Linked DNA regions of Mus musculus: regions 1 and 3 are each linked to region 2. A link is a loop called in an ENCODE intact Hi-C map of the cell type or tissue named here. Cell type or tissue: heart. All regions are shown on one strand. Links, peaks and the distances in the headings refer to the core of each region. The heading gives the core; the rest is flanking DNA.

Region 1 (10,332 bases), core at 1,185-9,184, 280 kb before region 2:
AATAATAACTCATATATAGCACATAGGTTTTCTGGCTGTTGTATAATGTGAGCTCTACCTGCTAAACGCAATCCTACATACAACTTCATGCATATCTTATTAAATCTTAAATCATTACTAGGGGTATGCATTTTAGCATTATAATGAGCCAAGGGTTACTTTTAGACCTTTGTACCTGTGCCAGTGATGTGAGCCAGTCCATCTTTGCCAGGAGTTTCTAGACTTCCTTGGTGCCAACTTGGTTTCCCATATGCTAATTCTGCAATTTCTGTATAAGGATCTCCAAACCTCACTCTCCACCCCACTTCCCTGCCTCCCAAACAGCTGTTAAGTTTGAGGTCAGCCTTGACTACATAATAGATCCTGTCTCACTGACAAAAGCGACAAAATAAAATGAGATGCCACTACATACCACATAATAATGTGCCCAAAGTTTATTTTTTAATTGGCAACACCAAATGCTCCAATAGATATGAAGCCATGGGAATGAGTTCATTATAACTACATTACAAAATAGTTTGGTAGTTTCTTCTAAAGTTAAACATACATACATGCACTATATAAACTAACCGTCTCACTCTTAGGAGCTGATAACCTAGAAATATGAAAATGTATCCTTATGAGGGATGGCTCTGTGGTTAAGAGTACCTGCTACTCTTCCAGAGGACCTAAGTTCAGTTCCCAGCCCCTACATTAGGCAGCTCACAACTTTCTACAACTCCAGCTCCTAGGGATCCAATGCCTCTTGACTTGCAAGAGATATTTGCACTTATCTGCACATAAACATCTATAAATAGTTAAAAATAATAAATCTTAAAAAATGAAACCTAGGTGTATCAGTATTTACATTTCATAATCACTTCATACTAAAAAGAACCCAAATGTTTTCCAGTAGATGAATGAATACAATTTGTAATGAACCTATACAATGAAAATACCAGTTAGCAACAAGAAAAGCCTTCTGCTTGACACAACTTGGATGAGTCTCAAAGAAAAAAAAAAAAGAAACAAGCCTAAAAGGTGATATACTGTAATATTCTATTTATGTGACATTCTAAAAATAAAAATAAAAACCACTAGGATGAAGACTAATTCATTGGTTTCCAGGGTTGTGGATGGAGAAGTGTAACAACAAAGAAATACTATGAAATACTATGCTAACCTATAGCATTGATATAAACTAAATGTTAATAGTTGCATACAAGCACAAACATGCACGCATATACATATATACACACACCTTATGATACATTTTACAAACTTGTAGTACCATTGAATAGCTCTACCTTCCAAATCTAGATCTCTTCCTATGAGTTCCTAGGCCTTACCAAACACATTCGCCAAACTTCCTTGTTATCTCATTATTACCTCAAACTTTACATCTACAAAAAAAGAATTCATTACTTTTCCCTTTAAACCTAAATGAACATCACCACCATTCACCAGTCACCAAAGTCACAGACATAGTATTTATCCTTGAACATAAATTCTGAGGACTACATAATGAAGACAAAGTGACACGGTAGAAGTATTGGGGGGGCCCTCTGTTCCTAATAGAGTTCCTAAAAGTCTTATATTTTCTTAAGAAGGACGACAGGACAGGACAATGTTTTGTCATATTTCGTCCCAGTCCCTTGCTTAGAGATACAAGGCTTCTAGGTCTCTTGAATTTTAAGACAGGGATGATGAGTGTTTTTCTATGTGTTAACCATATGGCCAGTAGCTGAAAGCCTTATGACAGCTTCAGGATAGGGATTAACCATATAATTGGTAGGAACTTTCAGCATTAACCCTTTGAGCCCTGGGGGAGGGCAAGAGAAATGAAGATCAAGTTCAACCACCAGTGGACAGTGATCTCATCAATCATGTCTACATAGTAGACTCTCCATACAAAATCCAAAGTAATAGATTCTTGGTCAGTGAATGCATCCAAGTGAAATACACCCACATGTGAACAAAGTGGCTGACACTACCTCCATAAGGACAGACACTCCTGTGTTCAGACTCCACCCCCACCCCCACCCCTTCTGAGAACTGCCTTTTGCCAACCTTCACTCTATCTACAAATTTATAGCCTCTCTTCGACAGCTGATTTTCATTAGAATTGGCACCTTATCCAAAAGAGGATAATCACAAACTTAATTCCTAGCAAAAGTATAACTAGCTTGATCTAAGGATTAATACCAGATCTAAGTTAGACCAGAGTTAATTCATCAACCGTCATGTTACAATGGGTCTTATGAATTTGGCCCAAATCTCCCTTTTGATTCCTAAACTATTAGATGTTGGTAGTTATGTTCCACTATTTGGACTAAATAATTAAAAAAAAAACATAAGAAATGTCAGCCAACCAGATTATCAAGGGGCCTTCACTAAATGTGTCAAACTTTCTTACGATTCCATGCATTTATGCATTACCTATGCCTCAAACTTCGTCCCCCACTTGTGGAACTGGCTAGCTTACTCCGAGGACACAATAATAATCACCACCTCCTCCAAAAACTGCTACATTTCTTTCCAGTCTGAATGAATACTCAGTACTTCAATACTTCATATAGTAGGTGCTCATTGCATCCATGTTTTGGGAAACAGAGGCAGGAGGTGGAGCTGCCTGAGGAATTCCCCTAGATTTCTAAAGACCCTGCCTTAGACCAAGCAAGGACTTGTGGCTTTTATATAGAATAGAGTTTCAAAAACTCATCTATCTATGAAGCAGAGTTAGTTTTTTAAAATGGTATTTTTAATACAGAGTTTGAGTATAAGGATGAGAAAACCACTCAGAAGGAAAGACAAGCCATACGAACAAGGGCTTCTCCAAGAGACATAGCTCATTTATTTTTAACAGCAGTCACACAGGATTTTGGTGAGGTTTGAAGTTACTATCTTCAAAGTGTTCCTAAGACATCTAACTAAATGAGATCACTAGGTGTTTCCTGAGGGACACCCACCAAGACTACAATTGACAAAGTAAAAGTCTAGATATCAGGGAAGTTAAAGTATCCTCACTGTAAACAGAGTTAACAGTCTTGTTTGAGCTTCCCGGGAAATAACTTGGGAAAGGAATGAGGTCTCTCGGGTGGTATAACACAACCCTTACACCTGACTAGTTGCTACTTGAAGAGATCTCTTTATAAATGAATTTTCTTTTCAAACCAGCAACCTTCACAGCAAATGCTGTTAATTGTGCTGGAATTCTTGTTGGTAAGAAACTCAATCAAACACACAGGTAAGAGGCTCCATTCCCATTCACAGCCTCATTAATTTCCATTGCCTATCTATCCTTCTCAGTCATATATCCAAAAATACAAAGATGACAAAAAGAAGAGGGGAGAGAGAGAAGAAATGTTTTAGTGTCTTCTTACTCTAGAGCATAGCTCTATTGGAAGTTAACAAAAACATCTCCTTTACTAAGCACATGCCATCCACTTTCAGGAGAAGTCAAAGAATGACAATACAATACCCCGAGAAAATGACTGGACCGTCTACATATGAATGGTACCAGGTAACAGAATAAGGCATATAGTAAATTTTTGGAGCAAAACAATACATTCAGATATTATCTTGAAATTTATCAGTTGTGCCAACCCCTACCCCAATATTATTTCTTTCTCTTCCAGTGAACATACCTAGCCAAGTGTTTTGTTTATAGGATGGAAGGTGATGTAAAAATAGCCAAAGAAAAACAACCAGAAAACTTTGTTACTAATATTTGAATCTGAAAAAATTTAGCCCCTAGAAATTCTTTTTTAAAAAGTACCTTAAAAAACAGGTTTTTCAAAAGAAAAGGTAAATGGAAATCTCCCATCTGCTCTTATTTCAGACTAGCAAAAGGTCCCCCACCACCACCACAAGAACAATGATGCAAACCTATCTTCTGGAATGATCAAGGGTTAGTTTCCCAGGCCTATCACACTAAAACCTTCTCATCTAAGGCCTAGACCTCACCTTTGCAGATCAGAGAGTAACTATGAGGATCTTCAAGGATGAAAAATTCAAAGGCTCACTTACTCAACACCTCTGTATTTATGAAATCTTTATATCAAATTAAAGTTACACAAATTCTTCCCATCTTTTTCTATCTGTACAAATTTGGGTTTGTACTTGTTACATAAGTGTTTTGTTGTTCTTGTTTGGTTGATTTTAAATGCCATTTTAATCCTTTCCATTTTTACAGCTATGTGTGTCTGCATGTACTTAATATACAAGTGAATGGGGATGCCTACAGAGGCCAGAAGAGGGCATCAGATCCCCTTGAGTATGACTGATGAGACTTGAATACTGATCTTCTGCAAGAGTAGCCAGTGCTCTTAACCACTAAGCCACCTCTCCTGCTCCCCTACTTTTATCTTTAATTGTCACATTTTCCATGGCTTGTATGGACATTTGGCAATGAGATAGAAATTGCATAAACATATTTACATGTTTTAACTTTAAAGCCCAGACTTCCTCACTAGACCTTGTGTGTTTAGTATGTTTAAAAAAAAGGGGGGGCTAAAATATATAAATAAACCCACAAGACTAGCAAACAAAGTGGCAGACTTCACGATGGCCTTCTTTAGTGCTAACAGGAACCTGGCTTTAGTTTATTTAGGTAGCTTCTCCCAGGAAAGCTACAACTCTCCTCAACCTTGGGATGGAATCTCTGATTAGCAAAAGAATCTTAGTAACTATTGCAATTCCATTAACTGGTTGAATAAAGATTACAGGATACAATTTGGCTAATAGGATATGAGGTGAATGAGGGAGGGGCACGAGTGGCTTTCAGGGTAGTCTTCTTTAATCCTAAAAAGAGCCATCTAGGAAAAGGCCAGTTGTTCTACTAGCTTTTGAACAATGCTATGTGCAGGAGGTCAAAGTTGAAGGTAAGGCTGCTTCATGAGAATAATCTAAAATAACAACCAATATCCTGAAAATCACCAAGTAGAAAGGGCAGGGTCTCAGTCTTTGATGGTCCTACTGAGCTTCAGAATGAAGTGCCTGCTATCTTCCTACTACTGGAAGGTGTATGACCGTCTACATAGGAAGACAGGGCAGAAAGGCAAGGAGGATTGTGAGTCTATGGAAAGATAAGGAGCACCTGACCCCAGAGTCGGGGTTGAAGCCTTTCTTTACCTGAGAATCAAGAATTCCAACACCATTATTGTTTACTGAAAAGGTTGTTAACATAGAACAATATTTCTTTAATACATAGACAGTTTCAAAAAAGGATGATAAAATAGCAATGAATGATGCTAAGGCCTAAGTATATATGGCCTCTCTCCTTTCCCAACTATAAACCTGCAATTTTCTAGGCCTCTCAGAAGAAATTCCACTCAATCCTCTTAGGTAACCCTAAAGCCCAGAGTTTTTTCTTTTTAATATTTTTTATTAGGTATTTTCCTCATTTAGATTTCCAATGCTATCCCAAAAGTTCCCCATACCCTCCCCCCCAATCCCCTACCCACCCACTCCCCCATTTTGGCCCTGGCGTTCCCCTGTACTGGGGCATATAAAGTTTGCGTGTCCAATGGGCCTCTCTTTCCAGTGATGGCCGACTAGGCCATCTTTTGATACATATGCAGCTAGAGACACGAGCTCCGGGGTACTGGTTAGTTCATATTGTTGTTCCACCTATAGGGTTGCAGTTACCTTTAGTTCCTTGGGTGCTTTCTCTAGCTCCTCCATTGGGGGCCCTGTGATCCATCCAATAGCTGACTGTGAGCATCCACTTCTGTTTTTGCTAGTCCCCGGCATAGTCTCACAAGAGACAGCTATATCTGGGTCCTTTCAGCAAAATCTTGCTAGTGTATGCAATGGTGTCAGCGTTTGGATGCTGATTATGGGGTGGATCCCTGGATATGGCAGTCTCTAGATGGTCCATCCTTTTGTCACAGCTTCAAACTTTGTCTCTGTAACTCCTTCCATGGGTGTTTTGTTCCCAATTCTAAGAAGGGGCAAAGTGTCCACACTTTGGTCTTCGTTCTTCTTGAGTTTCATGCGTTTAGCAAATTGTATCTTATTTCTTGGGTATCCTAAGTTTCTGGGCTAATATCAACATATCAGTGAGTACATATTGTGTAAGTTCCTTTGTAATTGGGTTACCTCACTCAGGATGATGTCCTCCAGGTCCATCCATTTGCCTAGGAATTTCATAAATTCATTCTTTTTAATAGCTGAGTAGTACTCCATTGTGTAAATGTACCACATGTTCTGTATCCATTCCTCTGTTGAGGGGCATCTGGGTTCTTTCCAGCTTCTGGCTATTATAAATAAGGCTGCTATGAACATAGTGGAGCATGTGTCCTTCTTACCGGTTGGGACATTTTCTGGATATATGCCCAGGAGAGGTATTGCGGGATCCTCCGGTAGTAATATGTCCAATTTTCTGAGGAACCGCCAGACTGATTTCCAGAGTGGTTGTACAAGCTTGCAATCCCACCAACAATGGAGGAGTGTTCCTCTTTCTCCACATCCTCACCAGCATCTGCTGTCACCTGAATTTTTGATCTTAGACATTCTGACTGGTGTGAGGTGGAATCTCAGGGTTGTTTTGATTTGCATTTCCCTGATGATTAAGGATGTTGAATATTTTTTCAGGTGCTTCTCTGCCATTCGGTATTCCTCAGGTGAGAATTCTTTGTTCAGCTCTCAGCCCCATTTTTTAATGGGGTTATTTGATTTTCTGGAGTCCACCTTCTTGAGTTCTTTATATATATTGGACATTAGACCCCTATCTGATTTAGGATAGGTAAAGATCCTTTCCCAATCTGTTGGTGGTCTTTTTGTCTTATTGACGGTGTCTTTTGCCTTGCAGAAGCTTTGCAACTTCATGAGGTCCCATTTATCGATTCTCGATCTTACAGCACAAGCCATTGCTGTTCTATTCAGGAATTTTTCCCCTGTACCCATATCTTCGAGGCTTTTCCCTACTTTCTCCTCTATAAGTTTCAGTGTCTCTGGTTTTATGTGGAGTTCCTTAATCCACTTAGATTTGACCTTAGTACAAGGAGATAGGAATGGATCAATTCCCATTCTTCTATATGATAACCGCCAGTTGTGCCAGCACCATTTGTTGAAAATGCTGTCTTTTATCCACTGGATGGTTTTAGCTCCCTTGTCAAAGATCAAGTGACCATAGGTGTGTGGGTTCATTCTGGGTCTTCAATTCTATTCCATTGGTCTACTTGTCTGTCGATATACCAGTACCACGCAGTTTTTATCACAATTGCTCTGTAGTACAGCTTTAGGTCAGGCATGGTGATTCCACCAGAGGTTCTTTTATCCTTGAGAAGAGTTTTTGCTATCCTAGGTTTTTCGTTATTCCAGATGAATCTGCCGATTTTCCTTTCTAATTTGTTGAAGAATTGAGTTGGAATTTTGATGGGGATTGCATTGAATCTGCAGATTGCTTTTGGCAAGATAGCCATTTTTACTATTTTGATCCTGCCAATCCATGAGCATGGGAGATCTTTCCATCTTCTGAGATCTTCTTTAATTTCTTTCTTCAGGGACTTGAAGTTCTTATCATACAGATCTTTCACTTCCTTAGTTAGAGTCACGCCAAGGTATTTTATATTATTTGTGACTATTGAGAAGGGTGTTGTTTCCCTAATTTCTTTCTCAGCCTGTTTATCCTTTGTGCAGAGAAAGGCCATTGACTTGTTTGAGTTAATTTTATATCCAGCTACTTCACTGAAGCTATTTATCAGGCTTAGGAGTTCTCTGGTGGAATTTTTAGGAATTATATATACTATCATATCATCTGCAAAAAGTGATATTTTGACTTCTTCCTTTTCAATTTGTATCCCCTTGATCTCCTTTTGTTGTCTAATTGCTCTGTCTAGGACTTCAAGTACAATGTTGAATAGGTATGGAGAGAGTGGACAGCCTGTATAGTCCCTGATTTTAGTGGGATTGCTTCCAGCTTCTCACCATTTCCTTTGATGTTGGCTACTGGTTTGCTGTTGATTGCTTTAATCATGGTTAGGTATGGGCCTTGAATTCCTGATCTTTCCAAGACTCTTATCATGAATGGGTGTTGGATTTTGTCAAATGCTTTCTCTGCATCTAACGAGATGATCATGTGGTTTTTGTCTTTGAGTTTGTTTATATACTGGATTACGTTGATGAATTTCCGTATATTGAACCATCCCTGCATACCTGGGATGAAACCTACTTGGTCAGGATGGATGATTGTTTTGATGTGTTCCTGGATTTGGTTAGCGAGAACTTTATTGAGGATTTTTGCATCAATAATCATAAGGGAAAGTGGTCTGAAGTTCTCTATCTTTGTTGGGTCTTTTTGTGGTTTAGGTATCAGAATAATTGTGGCTTTACAGAATGAGTTGGGTAGAGTACCTTCTGTTTCTATTTTGTGGAATAGTTTGTGAAGAACTGGGATTAGATCTTCTTTGAAGGTCTGATAGAACTCTGCACTAAACCCATCTGGCCCTGGGCTTTTTTTGGTTGGGAGACTATTGATGACTGCTTCTTTTTCTTTGGGGGATATCGGGCTGTTTAGATCATTAACCTGATCTTGATTCAAATTTGGTACCTGGTATCTGTCTAGAAACTTCTCCATTTCATCCAGGTTCTCCAGTTTTGTTGAGTATAGCCTTTTGTAGAAGGATCAGATGGTGTTTTGGATTTCTTCAGGATCTGTTGTTATGTCTCCCTTTTCATTTCTGATTTTGTTAATTAGAATGCTTTCCCTGTGCCCTCTAGTGAGTCTGGCTAAGGGTTTGTCTATCTTGTTGATTTTCTCAAAGAACCAGCTCCTCGATTGGTTGATTCTCTGAAGAGTTCTTCTTGTTTCCACTTGGTTGATTTCGCCCCTGAGTTTGATTATTTCCTGCCGTCTACTCCTCTTGGGTGAATTTGCTTCCTTTTGTTCTAGAGCTTTTAGGTGTGTTGTCAAGCTGCTAATGTGTGCTCTCTCTAGTTTCTTTTTGGAGCCACTCAGAGCTATGAGTTTTCCTCTTAGAAATGCTTTCATTGTGTCCCATAAGTTTGGGTATGTTGTGGCTTCATTTTCATTAAACTCCAAAAAGTCCTTAATTTCTTTCTTTATTCCTTCCTTGACCAAGGTATCATTGAGAAGAGTGTTATTCAGTTTCCACATGAATTCTGGCTTTCTATTATTTATGTTGTTATTGAAGATCAGCCTTAGTCCATGGTGATCTGATAGGATGCATGGCACAATTTCAATATTTTTGTATATGTTGAGGCTTGTTTTGTGACCAATTATGTGATCAATTTTGGAGAAGGTACCATAAGGTGCTGAGAAGAAGGTATATCCTTTTGTTTTAGGATAAAATGTTCTGTAGATATCTGTTAGATCCATTTGTTTCATAACTTCTGTTAGTTTCACTGTGTCCCTATTTAGTTTCTGTTTCTATGATCTGTCCATTGGTGAAAGTGGTGTATTGAAGTCTCCCACTATTATTATGTGAGGTGCAATGTGTGCTTTGAGCCTTACTAAAGTTTCTTTAATGAATGTGGCTGCCCTTGTATTTGGAGCATAGATATTCAGAATTGATAGTTCCTCTTGGAGGATTTTACCTTTGATGAGTATGAAGTGCTCCTCCTTGTCTTTTTTGATGACTTTGGGTTGGAAGTTGATTTTATTAGATATTAGATATTAGAATGGCTACTCCAGCTTGTTTCTTCAGATCATTTGCTTGGAAAATTGTTTTCCAGCCTTTCATTCTGAGGTAGTGTCTATCTTTTTCACTGAGATGAGTTTCCTGTAAGCAGCAAAATGTTGGGTCCTGTTTGTGTAGCCAGTCTGTTAGTCTATGTCTTTTTATTGGGGAGTTGAGTCCATTGATATTAAGAGATATTAAGGAAAAGTAATTGTTGCTTCCTATTATTTTTGTTGTTAAAGTTGGCATTCTGTTCTTGTGGCTGTCTTATTTTAGGTTTGTTGAGGGATTACCTTCTTGCTTTTTCTAGGGCGTTGTTCCCGTTCTTGTATTGGTTTTTTTCTGTTATTATCCTTTGAAGGGCTGGATTCGTGGAAAGATAATGTGTGAATTTGGTTTTGTTGTGGAATACTTTGGTTTCTTCATCTATGGTAATTGAGAGTTTGGCTGGGTATAGTAGCCTGGGCTGGCATTTGTGTTCTCTTAGTGTCTGTATAACATCTGTCCAGGCTCTTCTGGCTTTCATAGTCTCTGGTGAAAAATCTGGTGTAATTCTGATAGGCTTGCCTTTATATTTACTTGACCTTTTTCCCTTACTGCTTTTAGTATTCTATCTTTATTTAGTGCATTTGTTGTTCTGATTATTATGTGTTGGGAGGAATTTCTTTTCTGGTCCAGTCTATTTGGAGTTCTGTAGGCTTCTTGTATG
Region 2 (10,332 bases), core at 1,331-9,330:
AGCTTGTCTGAGGCGGCAGGATCAGGAGAAAACCCACTCACATCTCAGCAGACTAGAAAGCGTAGAGAGGTGAATAGTGGCTTTTCTCTTTTAACGTTTTGTTGTTTGGTTTTTTGAAGCAAGAGCTTTCTGTGTATCCCCACTTGGCCTGGAACTCAATATGTAGACCAAGCAGGCTGGCTTATGACCTCACAGGTCTGTCTGCTCCCCCCTCTCTGTGTTCTGGGAGTAAAGGTGTGTGCCACCATGCCTGATTCCTTTTATTCTTTACTTAGTCCTAGACAACAGCCCATGGGATGGCTCTACTCCCATTCAGGGTGGGTCTTCCTCCCTCACAGACACACCCATGATGAGCCTCATTAACACCCTAGGTGTTTCTTAATCAAGCCAGCAATGGGAACCAACTCTCACAGATGAGACTCAATCAAAGAAAGTGACTGTATGTGATACTCTGATGCCTCCCTTTCTTTGAGGATCTTAAGATCAAGTTGAGAGACAAAATCCATATCTCTATAACGTTGGGGGTCCAGGAGTCACCTCACAACCCACATGAACACCAACCTCAGTCAGAGATGGATTGTTTGTGAAGTATAGGCCCAGGGCTGGTTGATCAGGGCCACGATCCAGGCTCAGGAGCTGAGTTAAGATCCTACAGGGCTTTAAGCCTAAAATCCACCAACATCTGGGCCAAGTTATTCCACTAATCAGGATTTAGGGATAGGGATTTCCTTGGGAACACGTCTTTGTTGTACACTTATGCTGCCCTCATTGGTTGGGGTATTCAACTGAGGTAGGGGACTTGCCTTGTCTAACATTCATGTCTTAACTTGCCAACCAGGATGTCAGTTTCCCACATACATGTCTCTGCCAAGTAGGATGTCAGTTCCCAGGGAGGTCTTAGGAACTTAAACTCTATTCAACCACTACTCAGAACAGAAGTCTTATTCCAGACAGTTTCTTATATTGGTGCGGGTGTCTCTCTTATGTTGGAGGTCCATCCCAGGGGTAACTTATAAAATCAAATACCATAAAAGCTCACACACAGGCGCAGGAAGTGCTGCTGGGTAGTTGGTTGGGGTCCAAGCTTATTGTGGGTAACTACACAAAGCAGTTCTGATTTCTATCGTGATTGGTTTCCAAGGGCACAGGACATAACAGAATATGTAAGCAGCTTGGGCATGAGAAAGTTTCCTAGTAGCAACAGAAACATAGGAGAAAGTTTCCTTATAATATTAGTAAAATTTGCAAGCTGGCCAGGTAACAGGCTGGCCTTAACAGTAAAAACAAAATAAGAATAAGAATAACTGGAGAACCCACAGGTCCAGGGAACACACAGAGACTGTGAAATCAATATCACATCTTCTGTAACTGGGCCTTGCTGGGCTTCCTGTGGTCCCGGCAACAGACAGTTTCTGTGCTGTTTGAAGATAAAACCAGGCTTTCTAAACTTGTCTCTCATTTAGACACAGGGTTACCCATGTCTGACTACAAACCATGCACTGGGCACTATCTATTCCAGGGACACTGGGGCCAAAGAAAGCTACAGTGAGGTGTGTGGTTACTCTTTATCAACTTGGGCATGGAACCGTGGGTCTCTGGTGCCCCGAAAGTGTCTGGGATGTAACAAATGCTCAGATGGGCTTCACAGGCCAAGGAATTTCTGAATCAGAATCTGTTTCTTTCTGGTAGCAAGTCTTGAGTGTCATTCTAGAGAAAGGACAGTACACATCTGTTGAGAGACTTCAAGGTATACTCATTTATCTTGTGAACCTACTGTGTGCCAAGTTCTAAATTATATCCTGGTAATACAGAAATAATGAAGACAAATGCTGGCTATAAGGGGCTCAGCGTCTACAGAGAGAGCACATGGGGCTGGAGAGATGGCACGGCCATTAAGATGGAGTACTACTCTTGCAGAGACCAAGTTTGGTTATCGGCATCCACTTTGAGTAGCTCACAGTCCCCTGTTACTCTTCTGGTTTCCAAGGGCACCTGCATTCATATGCACACACACACACACACACACACACACACACTTAAAAGTAAAGCACATTTTAAAATAAGTTAATTAATTGAGAACGCTCATGTGTGACCAAGAGACAAACTTGTCTGTGTTGTGATAGAAGACTGAAGCGGATGAGGAGATGGAATGAGGAATTCTCATCCCACTTTTGCACACTTCTCCAGGGCAGATAGATCTCCAGCTAGGATCTCCCGTTCTGCTGCTGAGAAGGCCTGACCTTTGACCTCGCAGGGTGTGTCCTTCGCCCTCTGTCCCTCCTGCTTTGGCAATGTTGCTGCCATGGCTTTTGTCAGCTGAAATGCAAAGATGATGCTTAGCCTGAATCTCAAAGATCATGGCAGACAGACTGGGGTGAGTGGGCTGGGAAGGTAGACCCCACGCAGAAGACACAGCGTGGAGATATGGGAACCTGCGTGGCCAGAAGATGTCAAGAAGCTGTGTGGCAGGGGCTGGCAGGAAGTGAGCCTGAGGTGTAGGCAGGGTGCAGGGCTGAAAGGCTGAGGGGTGGCTCTGGAGGCTACTGGACAGTTTCCAGCCTGGGCCTGACATCCTGGTATTTGTGATAAGTACAGGAGACACCTGGAGGGCAGACTGGAAGAAACCAGCTGTGTGGCATAAAGAGATAAGAGGCCCAGCAGAGAGCATGGGTGATAATATTCTCTTCCTCCCTCCCCCGCTGTGTGCTTAAGTGCTCCTGTGTGTGTGTGTGTGTGTGTGTGTGTGTGTGTGTGTGTGTGTGTGTGTGTGTATGTGTGTGTGCATGTGTGTGTGTGTGCATATGTATGTGTGTGGGTGTGTGTGCACATGCACAGAGGACAGGCTGAAGGAAGCATTGATGTTATTCTGTGTACCTACCAGAAAGCTGGCCCTTCCTCAGGTGTCTATGTCAGGAGCATCTCCAGGGACCACAGGACCCCGGCAGCCTTGGTTCATGCAGCCTAACTCACCCTGTAGTCTGATGGGCACGGTCTGGTCTGAAGGGTGAAGTTAAATGGGTTTCCCTTTACATCCACACAGGACACTCAGTACGAGTCAGCTCCCCCAGACCTCCATCATGGCCTTCCTCCTGGTCTGGTTCTTGTCTCTGATCACTGGTGTCTTAAGGAGAGAGTACCCTCCCTTTGTCCTCTGCCAGGGTGGTACCAGAGGTCAGGGAGCACACTGGCCAGCCTCAGAGACAGATAGGGTGCCACAGGTCCGTCCATTCCTGTAGACCATCCCCATTTACAACTGTTTCTACAACACAAACTCTTGTCTCAAGGACTCAAATCTTCTCAAACGTGGAAAGCTCAGGTTTGACCCACGGTTAGAAAAGGGTCTCTGCTCATCAGGACAGGGATACCTAGTGACATGGGAGGGCTGGTCAGATGTCTGTCTGTCTATCTATGAGCACCTGCCACAGAATCTCAGGGCAGAGTGAGGTTGCCTGGGCCGCCCAGAGCATTGGCATCAGAGGTTAGTAGAGTACACCTGATGCATAATCCACAGGTTACCAAGACCCGCTATTCTAGACGAAATCCCATCCTTCCCCTGCCCCCCCCCTCCCCTGGCCACAGAAAAGAGCCTGTGGACAAGAAGTGCCTCCACCCAGGCCAGGGAGTTGACCGGTGACATTGTCCAGTGACATTGTCCAGCACCCCCTGTTTTGTCTTTAGCCTGTCACAAAGTCCCTGTTCTTCCCAGGGAAATAGCACCAAGCCCTCTGTGACAGGGCCCACATCCTTGCAGCCTGGCACAATGGCTCCCATGGAGTCCACAGCATTTCTTATTGTGGCATAAAATGCCATAAAGTCAGAACAAAGAGAGCCCAGGGCCTGGATGGGTCGGCAGCTTCCTGCCGAGCAGAGAATACAAGCGATTGTTTAAAAGCCAGTGGCGAGGCAAGTGGCCAATTAGCACAGCCTCCCTCCCCGCAGCCTGTAAATTGTGCCTGGACCATCAGAAAGGGATTCTGCTATTCAGATCAATTGCTGAAAGGAAGCGAGTCTGTTCACACTGCCAAATATAGAAGCCCGAAGCAGCAAAGGTGACCCGGGTTATCACTGCACTGTCCTTGGGACAAGCTGATCTCCATCGGTGCAGAAAAGCAGCCCTGATCCCCAGCACCTTGGCGAGTCACAGGAGTTCTAGGACATTCCGAGGCCAGGGAGGTACACATCTGTTCACAGCTGCATTGTAAAAACAATTCATGTCTCACTGTCTTCTCTCTCACAGTTGTCAAGAAATTACCCACAACCCAGACCGGAAGAAAATGAAAGTAGGTTTGGGGGTGCATCCTGTCCTGCCCCCAGTAAGGGTGCCTGCTAGGTTGCCTCTTTTCTGCTCCTGTGTTGAATCTATTACCCTGGAAGGAAGTTATGACCACCACCCAGAGGCAACATAACCCCACCAAGCTCGGGAAACGTTAGGCTTAGCTGGAAATCAATCAAGACGGCTGGATGTGGAGCAGATAAGATTTTTTAATTCATCCTGAAACCAAGGGAAAGGGTCAACTAGGCGGAAGAGAGTGCTTTCCTTGTTAGGTCCTCTGGCATCCAGCCCGTGATGGAGGGTTGGTTGGGTTTTTTTGTTTTGTTTTGTTGTTTTTCCTGCCAGGATCCTGCCTGGGATTTTCCTTCCCAGATCCTAAAAGCAGGCTGGTTAGCCATTACCAAAGAGAGCGCTCCTTTGACAAGCAAGCGTTTTGATTGGATTTTGATGACATTAAGCACATCAAGTGGGTCTGTTGGATTCAGAGGTTGAACAAAGCCAACAGGTCTCCAGCCTCCTTCAGACTGGTTTCTTATTCCATAGAAATTCCCCCTGGAGAAGATGAGCCTAATTAAAGCAGAGGGCTCAGAGGCAAGCTTTAAGGAAGACTCTATCCACAGAGAGAATAAGTGTCGCAGGGAATTGGAGGGATGTGACAACTGGGTCTCTCTGGGTTCTTCAAGGAGACAATTTACAAAAGCCTGCCCAGCCCTGAGAGCTTTAGGAGAGTGATTCCCACGCTGGCATCCACAATCTCGAGAACTTACCCGAAACACAGATTCCTGGGCCCTCCCACAGACTCCACTCCAGCGGTGGGGTGGGGCTCTGGAATGTGTCTTTCATGCACAGCCCACAGGCAGGGTTGATGCAGCCCATTGCAGGGATGCTTTGTGGACCCCTCCCCTACACCCCCCCCCCACACACAAATAAATACCTGACCAGAAGAGACACTGCACCAGTCCAGAGCTCCCCAGGGTGGGGCCAAGACTGCATCCTAGGAAAACCAGTTTGCTATTCAGGACACGCAGTCCTAGGGTGCCAGGCTCCCGGTGTTCAGAGATGGGGAAGGCCCTTCTTCATTACAAAAGGAGCTCTTGGAACCCCAATCCCTACGTGATGTGAGGTCCAGACCAACTGAGCGAGATCTCAGGGCTGCCGCCTGGGTGCTCAGAACTCGGCCTTGCCGCCTGGGTTCAGCCCAGGAAAGCGGCGGTAAGGTGTCTAAAAGACCATTGTGTGTCTGCCTGCACACACCACCTCCCAGGGACCGCACCTCGGCCAGGCGTCCGCGCACGGGTTCTCAGCGTGGCTTCGGCGAGAGCCTCATGATCCTACAGAGACGTGACAGGCAGCAGGGCTTGGTCCCCAACTGGGAGACCTTCAGAGGGTCCTGTCTCCTGGGCCCCGCCCCGCCTCCAAGATGCCCGCAGCGCTACCCGGTTCGGAACCTGCGGCGACGGGCGCGTCCGAGAGCGTTCGGCTGGGCAGGGGCGCCCCCTAGTGCTCCGTGCGACCGCTGTATCCGGGAGCCCGCGGGGGCTCCCCCAGACTCAAGGTCAAAGCAACAGGCAACCTTGGCTTCTAAACCTGCTGTCACAGGAGGCTGCTCTCTCTGGGAGAGTGTAAGAGCATCCCCAGGGAATGTTTAGAAAGGAATCTAGGCTGGCAGCGTGGTGGCCTAAGCAGACTGTGGGGAGTTCCATTCCAGGCTGCATTGTATAGTGAAGCATTTGTCTCAACCACCACCAACCACCACCACCACCACCATCACCACCACCACCACCACCACCTCCACCACCACCACTACAAAAAAAAAAAGTCTCCACAGAGAAGGAAAGAAGGGTATTCATTTCCTTCTCTGTCGCTCCCATGCAGATGGTCCCTCTGACTGTCTACCACTCATTTGCTGTCTCAGTTGGAACTGGCCCAGCTCCAGGATCAACTATTCACAGGCAGTAGGGCAGCAGGCTCTTTCCTGGAAATACAGGCCAAGTTCCTTCTATCTGCCCCCAGCCTACACTTCCCAGATACTGATAGGGAGGGGAGAGCCAATCCAGGCTGTACGGACGGAGCCCAGGACAAGAGGGACTAACACACGGACCTCAGTGACTGACCACTGGCAGCCCTTACCTTGTCTTTGTGCCAAAGCCACTATCAAGACAAAAGTCAGGTACCAGAAGTAGAACCAGGAGAGGCCAGCCTTTCCCCTGGGCCACATTCTTCCTCTTTGGTCCCTCCAGCTTGTCATGACTCACCTGCTTGGCAGCATTTGGTTAATATGGCCTGCCAGCACCAAGTCACAGCTGTGACCTGCCATCCCAGTTCAGTCCAGGTAAACACAGAGGTAAAGGACAAACTGTCAGGGCACAGAGGGTGGCACAAAGGGTGCCAAGCTGTCTGTGGCCCTGTGGTGCCAAGTCAGCCTTCTTACTGTACACCACTCCCTGAACAAAAGACCCCCCCCCCATCAGTAACACTGAGGAGAGGGCGTCTCAGGCAGATCCTTAGATGTGTGAGCCAACCTGTGACAGGGCTCCTGACACAGCTTCTCTGACAGCTGCTTCCCAGCTGGCCCAGATGACCGTCACCAGAGCCAAAACTAAGGCCAGGAAGAGGGCTCACGACCTGCTGATACGCATGCAGGTGTGGGGTGAACCCAGGCAAGCAAGAGGGCCAACTCCAGGATGCTCCCAGCTTTCAAGGGAAGTACTCTGTGGGCGAGAGGCTGAGAAAGCTGGAGTGGCCGGGGCCTCCTTGAGACCAGAAACAGAGCTGAGAGGGTCTGGGTGTGAACAGCCAGGTGTCATTTGCTCTGGTTCCCCCACACACTATTTATTCTACTGTGATAAAGTGTTTCTACATAGTCTGCAAACGTCCCCTCAAACCAAGACAAAAAGGAGCAACGAGAACAAGAGTTTCTCTGAGAATAAGGAGAACCCTTCTCCTGTCCCATCTGTTGTGCTCGGACCCTTCTGCCACTCCCAGTGCCACCCTGCCCTGCTCTTTGTCACCACTGTGCAGCAGGGTTAACTTGGAAACATCAGTCTGGAAGAAGACAAGGGCTCTACCTATTCAGCTATTCTACCTATTCTATTCAGCCTGCAAACTTTATCACCAGACCGGCATCTGAAATAGATTCCTAGAGCAGCCTGCAGTCCAGCTGCCCCTGGCCCAGCTGGAGCCCTAGTGCAGTCAGTCCCCAGCCCCAGATTAAAGTATCTGTTCCCCCACACTGTTCCAGGCCAGAGTGGGACAAAGAGTGGCAGTGGTGCCGCGCCCAGCTGCTGTGGCCCTGCAGCCTGAGAGATGGTCTTGCTTTCTAGGTTCCGAGTCGGGAGATGGTAATGCAAGCAACATTTACCCAGGCCGGGTCATCTAGCAAGGGAGCTGGTCGTGGAGTGCGGCAGAGACCTCTCCACCCAGAAGCCCTTTCTGTGTCCCCCTCTGCCTCCCTTCTTCCCTCCTCTTTATTGAAACCAATGTGTTCGCAGTTACCATTTTCACCCGTGCCACTCCTTCTTGGGGTCTGGCTTGAGCATCCGTGGGCAGCCACAGGGACCATCCCAGCCAGCACAGGCAAAACAGCTGAGTCCCCCGTGTGCTGCCCTGCTGCTGCCCCTCAGCCCAGCAGCCTGGGCTCCCAGTGCTGAGGCCCTCTGTTCAGGCCTCCGCCCACCCTGAGTGGAATGGAGCCATGCATTCAGTAAACTGACTTTATTCTCCCATTTGTTTTGTGTTTATTTCCTCCCAGGCTGACAGCTCTGAGTCCCACCCCGCCTCCCACTCCACTCGCCTCATTTCTGTTTGCTACCCACCACCTGAGTGTGACACATCTCAGGCTCCTATGGGCTGGGGCAAGTGGGTCCCACTTAGGATCAGCTGTGGGTGTGGACTCAGTAATCAAAGACCTACAAGACCTAGGGTGATTAAAAAGATCAGAGCTTGGTTTCAGGAAAAGTGTGTATGTAACGGAAAGCATGAAGGAGAAGTCTTTAGCCAAGCCTGGGGGTTCACTCCTGCAATCTCAGCACTGGGGCAGGAGGATTATAAATTGGAGGCCAGCCTCGGCTGTATAGAAAGGCCTAGTCTCAAAAATCTAGAGATGGAAACCTAGACAAAAGTAGGCTTTCAGAAAAATATGGTGGAAAGTAGAGAGTAGCGTGCCAAGATGTGCACTGAGTTAAAGAAGCTACGTCCCAAAGACTTCATAGTCTATGATTCCACTTGTATGCGATTTCTAGAGAAGGCAAAGCTACTAGGCAGAAGGCAGATCTGTGGTCTCTGGGAAATGAAAAGGAGACAGAAACTGGAGGTGAGGAAGGTGTCAGAGTGGTTATGTGATGACAGTCACAGAGCCGGACAAATGCGCTCATCCATTGAATTGCATGTTTGCGGTGTGGGAGTGTGACAACCGTGTTAGGATACTTGTGCTCCCTCCAAAGATGTCCTCAAAAATAGGGGACAGGACAGAAAAAGGAGGAAAAAGAAAAAGGTAAAATGAAGAGAGACATTTGCCTTGCGTGCACGAACCATAGGCACATCCACAGCACCGCATAGGTGATGTGTGGTTAAGTCTGTCTGTGATCCCAGCGGTCAGGAGGCCGGGGCAGGAGGGTCAGAAGGGAATAGGCGAGGACATTCTGAAGTATAAAGGTGTGTGTGTATGTGTGTGGGTATGTGTGTGTGTGAGAGAGAAAAAGAGAAAGAGAGCACCACAATGGACCCATGATGCATTGGTTTTAATTATTTAGATTTATTTTAATTGTATATGTGAAGGGACTCTGGCCAGCTGAGTTTGGTAAGTTTGGCTCTGGCAGGCCTTGCCCTTCTCCCCCATTCCCTCTGCCTTGCTAAAAGCCATTAGATTACATCCTAAAGCCAGCCAGCAAGGTCTATTCCCTTATTTGGCCACTTCCTCCTCCTGAGGTTGACCACCAAGGTCCAGCTATCAAAGTATTTAATACCAGCAAACAGAAGCCCCCTTTGGCTCCCAATTAACATGGCAAATTAAAATTAAACACTTCATCCTAAAACAAGGCTTCTCTTTTTACCTTTATAAGCCACCATTTTCCTATGGGCCATGTCTGTCTCCTCTCTGTCCAGAGGCAGTCCTTTGTCCCTGGGGACAAAAACCCCTCCCCCTTCTTCCTCGTCCCCCCCCCCCTTCTTGGGGACCTCCTCCTCTGTCTCTTGTCCTTGTCTCTTATTCCCTGCCCTCTGGGGCTAATAAATCTTCGTGCTGAGAACTTGGTCTTGGGGGTCCTGAGCTGATAACTTTTCCCTACAGTATGTATGAGTGTTTGGCCTGCATACAGGTAAATGCACTATGTATTTGCCCGGTGCCTGCTGAGGGTCAGAACAAGGAATTAATTGTAAAGAGTCGTGAGCCTCCGTGTGGATGCTCAAACCCTGGTCCTCTGCAAAGGCAAGAAGGGTTTTTAACTGCTAAGCCAACTCTCCAGCTCTAAATAAATAATACTTAGAAAAAAATATTTATTTGAGTGACGGTTTAATCGTGGTGTTATAATATACAAACAAAATTTAGATTGAACAAACAAAATTCTTCCTGCCTTCAAGACCCATGCTCCTGGAACAGCTTCTGCTTCCCACCCTGGCTCTCTCCTGGGGGCTCTGGATAAGGCTCTGCAGCCTGGAGCTGAAGCATGGGAGCAATAGAGTCTTTAGGAAGACTAGTCTGGCCTACCTAAATTCCTGACCCATTCCTCCGGCATGTCCTATTTAAACAACACGATATAACTCCTGGAAATGAGGAGGGTCCAACCAAGCTGCCAAGACCCAAGACCGGAGATAAAGATGAACAATATCTTTGCTTGCTAGTAGATCCTAGACACGCTGCTGACGTTGACAGTAACTCCGTGGTTTAAATAAAGTTCAAAGTTTCAAGTGCTTGTGTTCAAACATGGAACCTCCGGCTGCACGTGGAGGCCCCAGCTGTACAGAAAAAAATTGGCCCTTGGTTTTTAACTGACTTTTAAGGTTTAGAGAGGATTTTTCCAAGAATTGGTACTGAGAAGCATGGAGGGAGATGGAGGACAAGG
Region 3 (10,332 bases), core at 1,487-9,486, 500 kb before region 2:
GTGGAACGTCTGAGCCTCTATGGCAGGCTGAAAGCGTGAAGTGGAATTCAAAGTGTGAGGCATTTCCCCCTTTGCACTAGCACATCAAGACAAAGTCTAAAGGATAGGCTTCTCTCTCTCTTTCTCTCTCTCTCTCTCTCTCTCTCTCTCTCTCTCTCTCTCTCTCTCTCTCTCTCTCTCTCCCTCCCTCCCTTCCTTCCTTCCTCTCTTTCTTTCTCCCTCCCCCCCCTCCTTTTAGCCTGATCTTGAACTGGTGCTTCAGGTGTGCTTGGATTACATACCTAGCCTTGTAATGATATTTTGAGGAACATTTTATGAAGCCTTACCCAGAGCAATGGGAATAGGAACTTGTCATACAGAGAGAATGTTTTTTCTGGATCACATCTCTTAGGTTTAAGAAGAGCTAAGAGAACTAGGATCCAGAGTTTTTTCAGCTTAAGCTCTTTGCATGAGAGACAATCTATGGTTCAGAAGCAAACAAACACATACCTGTAAACTGGTCCTAACTGTTACAATTAGTTTGAGCCAAGAAGGAAAATTTCCAATCATTTTACTTAGAAATGATACAATTGTATCCCCATAATCCGGTTTGTGAAATTCTGCTTCATTTAATCCATCAATTAAAATGATGAAATCTTCATCTGGGATTTTTCTCTCTAAGATAGAAAGAAACAAATTACTTCACAATTACCAAGTGGATAGGTGAGTTCTCATTGGGTCTTTGACCACAGATCAGTCTGGAAAAAATGTATTACAATGCTCAGAGTGTATAACTTATTATAAAGACATGTAATCATTCATTTGGTGAATTACTTGGCTTTTCATCAAGTCACAGGTATATGAGCATGTGTATTATAGGTTCAGGAATACCATATTTTCATTGTAAGAGTCTGACAGCTGGAGTTATGAGCTCTTGAATGTGGAACTTCACTATTCTCCCACACACGTAAAAGCTAAATAGACTGTTTCTATCATAGCATAAAGAAAATAACATCACATATTCTTTTGTAAATTCCTTAAAGACTGAGGTAGTATAGTTCTGGGAAGAGAGGATGGAACATGGATGGACCTGGCAGGTGAGATCTCAAGATCCTAGATGTTGAGACAGTCCCATCACTGGTCTCCCAGGGGCAGTCCTGTCAGAGAACCGTTGGCATTTAGTTCCCTTCTAAACTAATGGAATTAACTTATTTTTAGGTTCAGGCCGAGGGTGCTTAGTGAGATTTCAGGCCTGTACTCTCTCATTAAGTGTGTATCAATTCTTTTTTTTTTTTTTTCTTGCTTTACTTTCTTTTTTTTTTTTTCCATTTTTTATTAGGTATTTCGCTCTTAACTAATATTGAATACTTCTGGTTATTTAATGAAGAAAGGTTGAATTTAAAGGAAAAATGAAATTAGGTTCAAAATAAAAGGTTCAGACTACTGTAAAACACTGGTTCTTTTAATTTTTAAAAGTAAAAAACAAACTATTCTATTTTGTTCTACATATGAGCTCACAGTTTTTTCAAGTTTTGCACTAAGAACTTAATTTCATTTTACCAATACTATAATGTCAACTCTCAAATTATGAAGAGGTGTTTGTGTATCTTTTGTCAATACTTGGGATTGTAACCAGGGCCTTTTGCATGATGGGTAAACACTCCACACTGAGCTATATCCACAGGCCAGATATATATATATATATATATATATATATATATATATATATATATATATATATATATATATTTTGAGACAGGGTTCTTTTGTGTAGTCCTGGCTGGCCTTAAACTCAGAGATCTGCCTGCCTCTGCTTCCCATCCCCGAGTGCTGGGATTAAAGGTATGTGCCACCACTGTCCAGCTCCAGGCCAGATAATCTTTTTTTTGTATATTGCTAAAGTTTAATCACTTTTTCCCCCAAAATTTTTATTAGGTATTTTCTTCATTTACATTTCAAATGCTATCCCGAAAGTCCCCTATACCCTCCCCCCACCCTGCTCCCCTACCAACCCACTCCTACTTCTTGGCCCTGGCGTTCCCCTGTACTGGAGCATATAAAGTTTGCATGACCAATGGGCCTCTCTTCCCAATGATGCAGGCCAGATAATTTTAACTTGTTACTTTCAAGTTTTTTTTTTTAAATAAAATGTTAGTATTAATGACTTGGCACCAAGAAAACAAAATAGTCTTTTAGAGACTCCAAAAATTAAGGAAAATTTTAAGTTAAAAAATGAAGTAATAGAGGAATAACTTGGAATGAGGAATTTACCTAAACTACTGGAATTATTACATGCTTGATTTTGAGAACTCTGGCTCCCTGAAACTTAATTGTATCTTAATTTCCACAGAGAAAATAGATGTATCTGGTTGGCTGCACACCGCCTAGTTTGCTGGACAAGTTGTATGCTGCTTCAGGAGAGCTCACTAGTTTCAAAAGCAGTTGTTCAGCCGGTGGTGGCCTGAGAACATTTTCACAGTGGAAACAGCCAAGTGTTAAAGTGGTTCTTCCTTCCCCAGGTGACTGCTGGAAGTGTGGCACTCTCCCTTCACACTTTACCTGGGTGATTCCTAAGCCAAGATCCTCACAGGGACCAAAAGGCTGATGACAATTCCCCTGTAGAAAAGTTTTTTGTTTTTGTTTTGTTTTTTTTGAGAAACATTTCAAACACTTCTTAAAAATTACATTTGCGATGTGGTGTGTGTGTGTGTGTGTGTGTGTGTGTGTGTGTGTGTGTGTATAGTCAGTTTTCTCCTACCATGTGATTGAACTAAGGTTGGCAGGCTCAGAGGAAAGTGCTTTTGCCCACAGAGGAGCCATATCATTGGCCCTGGATATTGTAATGAATGAAACAATTAATTTGCTAATAAAGCTAAATTTTATTCACAGAAATTTTCAATAGAGTACATTATTTATTCCATGAATAAAACATAAATATTTCTTCTCTCTAAAGTGGGGACTAATATGGGCTGGGTGGTGGATTTGTCTACCATACAGAAGGTCCTGGATTTGATCTCTAGCCCTGTAAGAAAGAAAACGTTTGTCCCTTTATCAGGATAATGACAGTTTTTTAAACTCCTGTGAAGTTTTCTTGCTTGAGACTTTCCTTCCATTCTTGGGAGGCGTTACCTAGGGTTGCAGGCTTATAAGATGTCAACAGATAAGTTTATTAAAGACATCAGTATATATTATTTTTTAAAAATAATTTAAAACAAAATACAAAACTTCTAATACTATAGACATTGTAAAAAATGAAAGACACTGCTAAATAATTTCTTTTTTTGTCTAATGAGATTCACGAGTTATACACTTAAGAGAAGAGACTTTAATGTCTTCAAACTGCTTTTAAAATGCAATAGCCTTATATGAATGCTTCTTTATATTCATTTTCAAGCTTTTACAGAATATTAAAAGAATTTTAAAAATTAAAATAGCTGGGCAGTGGTGACGCATGCCTTTAATCCTAGCACTTGGAAGGCAGAGGCAGGCAGATTTCTGAGTCTGGTCTATAAAGTGAGTTCCAGGACAGCCAGGGCTACACAGAGAAACCCTGTCTCGAAAAACAAAAACAAAAACAAACAAACAAACAAAAAACCAAAAAATTAAAATAAAGTAAGGACAAACAAAAATTGATATTTTATATTCTGCCATTTAAATGTATGAACATTTAAAATGCAGATACTATTTATTTTTTGATCGTGAGTTTAGTCTTTAATGGCTGAGCCATTTCTCTAGTCTGAAACTACTATTTATTATCAGAATTATTTCATAGACAAATGTTAGCTCTTTCTGGCCTCCTCCTCTTTTCCTTCCCTTTCTTTCTCCATCCTTTTCTGTCCCCTCTTTCTCTGCCTCTACTCTCTCCTCAACGCCCCCTTCTCATGCCCCAAATAAACTTCATTTTACATCAGAAAAAAATTTTAATTAAAAAATAAATATATTAACTTCTTTATACTTTAAAAATCTGTATCTATGACCACTCAAATTCTAGATAGTCTCATTTTCTTATTTTGTCATGGACTAACTGAGACTTTTAAATTATGAGTCACTGCTCTAGCTGAGAAGTCACTGGAAAAGTTTCCCAGGCTTTTAATCTTGCTTTAACCCCTGTAAATAACATCCCCTGGTGTTCCTCATTGCCTTTGCTTACATATACCCTTAGTAAATCTTTGGAGTCTTCCCTAGTAGTCCCTTCTAGGACTGTACATAGGTGCCGGAGATAAGTAATGATTACAGACACTGAATGAGAAGAGGAAACAGCGAGTGCTGAAATCCCAACTGCATCTTAGTGTGCTTCTGAGTACAGCACACAGGAGTCGCTAACAGACCCACAGCCACTGTCTGTCCCTCAGAATCACCTCCTTTCTGCTCTGGTGCTCCTGTTCTCTCACTTCATATTGGTGGCTGAAGCAAATGCCCACTGGGAAGCTTTTGGAATCTTTAAAAATTTTGGAAAATACTGTCTATATTTTTTTAAAGGAGAAGTGCGTTATTAACAATCTAATTCCTGACTACGAATTGAAAAGTATTTTCCGTAAAACTCCCCTGGGAGGAAAACTCTAGCTACCTGAGGATATGTATATATGATTTTTAATTCAATTATATACTCTGATATATAATTTTCAATTATATACTCTGATAAGTTTTGGTAAATATATATATAATCACGCAACTAAAAACCTGGTCAAATTGAAAAACATTTCTGTCATTCAAGAAAATTCCCTTAGGTATCCTTCCTGTCAGTGATCAAAGGGCAGCTAGCCAGTGTTTAAATTCGATCACCACAGGCTACACACATTTGTTTCCTCTGAGACTAACACTGTTGAATGTAGTATTTGTTTCTTTTTATTACTAAGAAGAATTCCATTGAACAAGTTTACAATCCGTTTATTCATTACATTGATGGACATCTGGGTTTATGTACTTATTAGGATAATTATATGGATGAGCCTTTGTTAATATGATAAATTATATAGATTAACTTCCAAATGTTAAGCTAACACTGTAATCCTGACCAAGTAGAAACTAACTTCGGTATTAGCTTTTTTCTTCTTCAACGATTTTGTTATGATAGCCATGAGGAATAATGGTGTATAATCTACTTCTTCTTTCTTTAGTTTTTAAAAGATCCATATGTTTGACATTTTGATGTCCATCAGTGTTATGCTTGCCTGACTAAATCATGAAATGTCCTTTTCTTTTTTTTTTAAAATATGTTAAGCAATATGTGTGTTTTAAGAATAACCTGTCTACTTTAGTCAGTTTGTTGAATTTTATTGTGATAAGGTTGTTTATAATGGTTTATTTTTAAAAATATTTTTATGAACTGTAGTACCAGCTCTTGATTTATGTTGCTGTTAATTCATGTTTTTCTCCCATATTTTTTGAACAGTCTTGTTGAGGCTTGATTATCCAATTTCACATCAACTTTCTACTTCAATCATTTCTGTTAGAAGATCACTTCCTTATTTATACTAATTAAATTTATTTTCCTAGTTTAAGAAAGAAACTCACACAAGTTATTTTACATCATTCATTTTGAAATATTAAACATTCTTTGTATGACCTGCTCTTTGACCTATAGGTTATTTAGAAGAGGCTCACCTATACATATTTAAGGTTTAAGTATTGTTAATGACTTCTATTTTAAGTCCACTGTTTTGGACAACACTGCTGCAGTATTTACCTTCTTGGGGTGCATGCCCACAGTGTGTAGTGGACGACTCAGCATTGTGCTCAGAGTGCTATGCAGGGGGCTGGCGAGATGGCTCAGTGGTTAAGAGCGCCGACTGCTCTTCCGAAGGTTCCGAGTTCAAATCCCAGCAACCATATGGTGGCTCACAACCATCTGTAACAAAATCTAATGCCCTCTTATGGGGTATCTGAGGACAGCTACAGTGTACTCACATATAATAAATAAATAAATCTAAAAAAAAAAGAGTGCTATGCAAAAGCTGGACTCCCAAGCACACATGTAAAAAGCTGAGTATGGCAGCACATGCCAGAAACCCCAGTGCTGGGGGTGGGAGGAGAGACAGGAAGATTCAGGAGCTCAATGGTCAGTCAGTCAGAGACCCAGCGTTACGACAATTAATGAAGAGAGCTACAGAGGAAGACACCAGCCTCTTCCTCTGGCCTCTTTACATGTGGATGTGTACATTCACATATAGCTGTATTATGGATGCAATGCTCCACACCAACCTGCCTCCCCACACTAAAAATAAAAAATTTAAAAGGTGAAAAAATGTGGAGAGAGGTTTAAGGAGATGACTGTGCTTAGGCTTCAGTGAGTACCAGGGCTGGAAAGGAAAAGGTAAGGCATGAGCACAAGAGGGAGACAGAGCCCACTCATTTCATTTTCATTAACAACCACTAGCTTTTCTGATACAATTTATGTACCACAAAATGTCCATGTGCCTTTTTACATACCTTCCAAGTGAACAGTAAGTGATTTCTAGTGTCAATACTGAGTGAGGTATGCAGCCATGGGTGGCATAATAAATGTACTGCAGATATTTTCTAACTATAGATTCTAGCCCTACAAACTCTGAAAGAGTGAGATGGAGCAGCAACTTTATTGATTAATTCTACTTCCACAGAAAGGATTAGAAGCTCTACTACCTTTATTATAAGAAAACTAAAATTATTTGGAAATCAAAATAAGAACTTTTACAAAGGAAGGAGGAAGGATCAGTTTCTACATAGATTTGTTATTTTGAAATGCGTCCTGTTACATTGCCTAGGTTTGTTTTTAATTCCTGGATTGAAGCAGTCCACCTACCCTAGCCTCTTCCAAATGCTGGGACTACATATGTGCATTATCACACTCTACCCAAGAAAAGTCTTCTGCATGCTGTACTCTGTAGACATCAGCTATAGAACATTTAGTTCTGACAATGTAATAAACACAATCATTTCTATATCACAACGCAAGTGACCACGGCTCTTTTCAACCTTATTTATACCTTTGTGGAGGTTCTCCAAGGGCTCTAGGACTCCTCTCCGGAAGGAGGCCATGGGATCTTGAACACAGGACCGGAGGCTTAGCATGCTCTGCAGGTGAGGCTCCCGAAGAAGCTGTTCCCGGTAAGCTGTCAGCTGAGGTGAGCGGCAGAGCAGGGCAGCAACATTGTGGACGAATTCTGGTACCAGGCAGGTGTAGGCATTATCTGCCTGGCAATAGTGATAGGCAACCACCTATGGAAAGATGAGATTGCAAACAGGCTTATTAGCAGCTATGGTTACATATGACCATACCCTAACACTGTCTTTGGTTTCTCCATTTTCTCAATTTTTTTTCAAATAAAAATAAAAGCCACTAATGCAACTGCATAATTTATGCACAGTCAAAAATTAGACATAATACATGTATATATTCTAACAACCTAAAATTAAAGTTTATAAATAAAATGGGCTACGCCTTCTCGATTGTATGAGATAAGAAGCAAGACTGAGAAGGAAGAGGTACATTAATATTGCAAACATTTATTCCACACAGTAGTATAGAAAGGTCTACTCTTGTAACAAAGCATTAGAAATAAAACAGTGAGGAAAACCATGGTAGTCTCAAGAGATACACATGCTCACATCACTTTATGGTACAGTCCTGTTCTTTAAAAGATGAGCCTATAAAATAAAATAACTTAGATCTAAAAATTATCAGTGAACAGTTTCTGAAAATTCAAACAGAGGAAAAGTACCAAAATTAGAAAAAAGGAAAGAAGGAAAAAGGTGAGATTTTTGCTAAATGTGGGTCTTAAATTCTAAGAGTTTAAGAGTATTAATAACATTCAGGTTCTGGGCTGTCTGTCTGTCTGTCTGTTTTAAGCTGTCCATTAGAGTTGCACAGAATTTACTCCATATCTTCTGTTATGGTTGTTTTTTTTTTTTTTTTTTTTTTGCCTCAAGTGCAAGTGCAAAAAAGACCCCTCCTTCTTTTTGATAGGGTTGCACTCATGGAGCTGAGGCTGGCCTGGAACTCCTGATCCTCCTGCCTCCACCTCCACCTGCTCACGCCTAGCACAGAGAGTGACTTTAATATAGATTACTCTTCTGGCTCATTACTGCCAAGAAAAGTGATTGCATACAGTAGAAAACATGGCATCAATAGGAGAGATTCAAGCTTGATTTATGGAAAGAGTCTGACAAGGTGCTTAGAACACAGTAAGAGGGTAATGACATTAGCTGATTTTGCCCTCTTCATCATGGTCACCACCACGTCCACACTCATCTTAAGCGGTACCACCATCACTGTGCTGAGTGCTCACTTAGCAACTAACTTTGTGCCTATAGGTAGCTCAGACATCCCAATAGCACTCATGAACGTACTGGGAATGCTGTTCTTTACTTCCCTCTTAGACAAGTTTACAGCAGAGGCGTTCTATTCTGAAAAAACAAAAAACAAACCTCCTAATCTGTAAGTGTGGTAGTCTCTTTAATACATTCTGTAAATGTCAACTCTTTTAAGCAGTAAAAATCTTTCTCATTAAACATAAAGGAAATCAAATAATATTGGATGTTATTGTATATTTAAAGCTAACTACAGGAATTGCTTATGAGTGAAACAAAGAAGTCTGAACTCCATAGGAGGACTAGAAACCAGAGGTTGTATTTAGAGCTCCATCCTTTTCTTTAGGTGATTAGTTTCTGCTTTATTATCTATGTTAAAGACAGTGTTCCCTAGAGGGAAACCTCGTCCTCTCAGCCAACTGTGCAGCCAGTGGTTATTGTCTTCACAGACACAGGTCTTTGAATCAACATGTAGGCTCACCACACTTTGCTTCAATTGATTCCAGATGTGGAGGCAATGCACAGCTCAGCGAGCCTTGTATAACTTGCTTTTTATGTAATGTAGTGAGGTATTATTTTACAGATAAAGATTATAAAACTTTCTTTTACTGATTTTGTTAAAAATCATTATGTGTACTTGGAGATGTTTCCAGTACTGGGAATGGAGCCCAGGCACTTATATTTACTGCCAAGCACTCTGTCACTGAACTACACGGAAGCTGTCAGATGTGGACTTGGATTAATGAGGTTTCATTTAACAAAAGTCAGTGTACAGTTATAGATTCTAAAGCTGCTCCTCTTTTAATTTTAGTATTTGGCATTCCAAATATAAAGTCTTGATTTCTTTGAAGAATTCAGGTAGAAAATCCACTCAATATCTTCAGATTTGCAAGATGATTCAAAATAGGTTATTAATTGCACATTTCAAAGTAGTTACGTGGTATGTATAAGTAAATAAATTCCATGAAAACTATGTTAGGCACTGAGCTGTCTCAGTCAGATAAAATGACAGCACCCATGTCTAAAAGGCTGTGTGTCAGTAAAATCAGTGCTGGGTAGGTGTAGACAGACAGACCTCTGCCAGCTAGCATAGTTTATCATGAGCTACAGTTTCAGTGAGCCTGTATCAAAATGCCTGATGCTTGTGGGCCAGAAGATGGCATCAGATCACGTGGAACTGGAGTTACAGACAATTGTTAACTGCCATGTGGGTGCTAGGAATTGAACCTAGGTCCTTTGGAAAAACAGCAAGTGCTCTTAAGCACTGAGTCATCTCTCCAGCCCTCTAAATTGTCATTTGATACTACCTAAATATTTCCTATCTATAAAAACAGGGAGCAAGCCTAAATGTATGTACCTTTCCTGAGTCTCTCATGACACTGGGAAAAAGGTACATTTATACAGCACTTTACAGCTTTGAGGAATTTGTTATACTCATTATAGTTATAGCTCAGAAATGGCTCAGAATCCGTCTACCTTAATAAACCAACTGGCACAACCCTTTCCCTGCATGGACTCTTTTTTTCTCAAGATCTCTTGTCTTAATCTCATTTTTAGCTGTTTCTTCCTTCTTTCTTTCCTTCCTTCCTTCTTTAGATATTTTATTTACATTTCAAATGTTATCCTTTTCCTAGTTTCCCCTCTGAAAATCCCCTATCCCCTACCCCCTCTGCCTGCTCCCCAACCCACCCACTCCCATTCCTGTTCCTTGCATTCCCCTATACTGGGGCATAGAGCCTTCACAGGACCAAGGGCCTCTCCTCCCATTGATGACTGAGTAGGCCATCCTCTGCTACATATATAGCAAGAGCCACAATGTGTTTTCTTTGATTGGTGGTATAGTTCCAAGGAGCTCTGGGGGTACTGGTTAGTTCATATTGATGTTCCTCCTATGGGGCTTCAGACCCCTTCAGCTCCCTGGGTATTTCTCTGGCTCCTTCATTGGGGACTGTAGTGGCTATTCCTGGTTGTCAACTTGACAATATTTGAAATGAACTACAATCTGGAATTGGAAGGCTCACCAGTGACCCTTATCTGGAGGCTTGGAGATCCTTATCTGGATCT

What was found. Peaks named below come from ENCODE experiments on the same cell type or tissue, not always from the same donor. Only the 100,000 strongest peaks of a DNase experiment are listed, where the experiment ranks them.
Region 1: it touches region 2 in a loop (1.9-fold over the local background); 4 of 42 quality-filtered maps call a loop at or near these places.
Region 3: it touches region 2 in a loop (13-fold over the local background); 4 of 42 quality-filtered maps call a loop at or near these places.

Annotation. Positions count from the first base shown.
Region 1 is chr11:105,638,100-105,648,431 of GRCm38, reverse strand. The region is part of intron 2 of Tanc2 (tetratricopeptide repeat, ankyrin repeat and coiled-coil containing 2); the gene reads right to left. Among named protein-coding and RNA genes, the nearest start is that of Tanc2, 53 kb to the right of the region's middle. In heart, for the core only: a CTCF peak has its summit at 4,228 (motif pointing right); no DNase peak of the experiment used is centred there.
Region 2 is chr11:105,358,464-105,368,795 of GRCm38, reverse strand. Marchf10 (membrane associated ring-CH-type finger 10) reads left to right here. Exons shown (of 12, transcript NM_172568.2): 11 at 4,238-4,280; 12 at 7,597-7,998. The coding sequence ends at 7,652. LOC115487808 (a long non-coding RNA gene) reads right to left here and starts at 5,951. Exons shown (of 2, transcript XR_003949780.1): 1 at 5,547-5,951; 2 at 1-2,316. In heart, for the core only: a CTCF peak has its summit at 5,777 (motif pointing left); DNase peaks (open chromatin) are centred at 4,055, 4,475, 5,705 and 6,205; H3K4me3 peaks cover 3,322 bases; H3K27ac peaks cover 6,481 bases.
Region 3 is chr11:105,854,241-105,864,572 of GRCm38, reverse strand. Tanc2 (tetratricopeptide repeat, ankyrin repeat and coiled-coil containing 2) reads right to left here. Exons shown (of 26, transcript NM_181071.3): 11 at 6,945-7,176; 12 at 490-656. Among named protein-coding and RNA genes, the nearest start is that of Cyb561, 85 kb to the left of the region's middle. In heart, for the core only: a CTCF peak has its summit at 6,308 (motif pointing right); no DNase peak of the experiment used is centred there.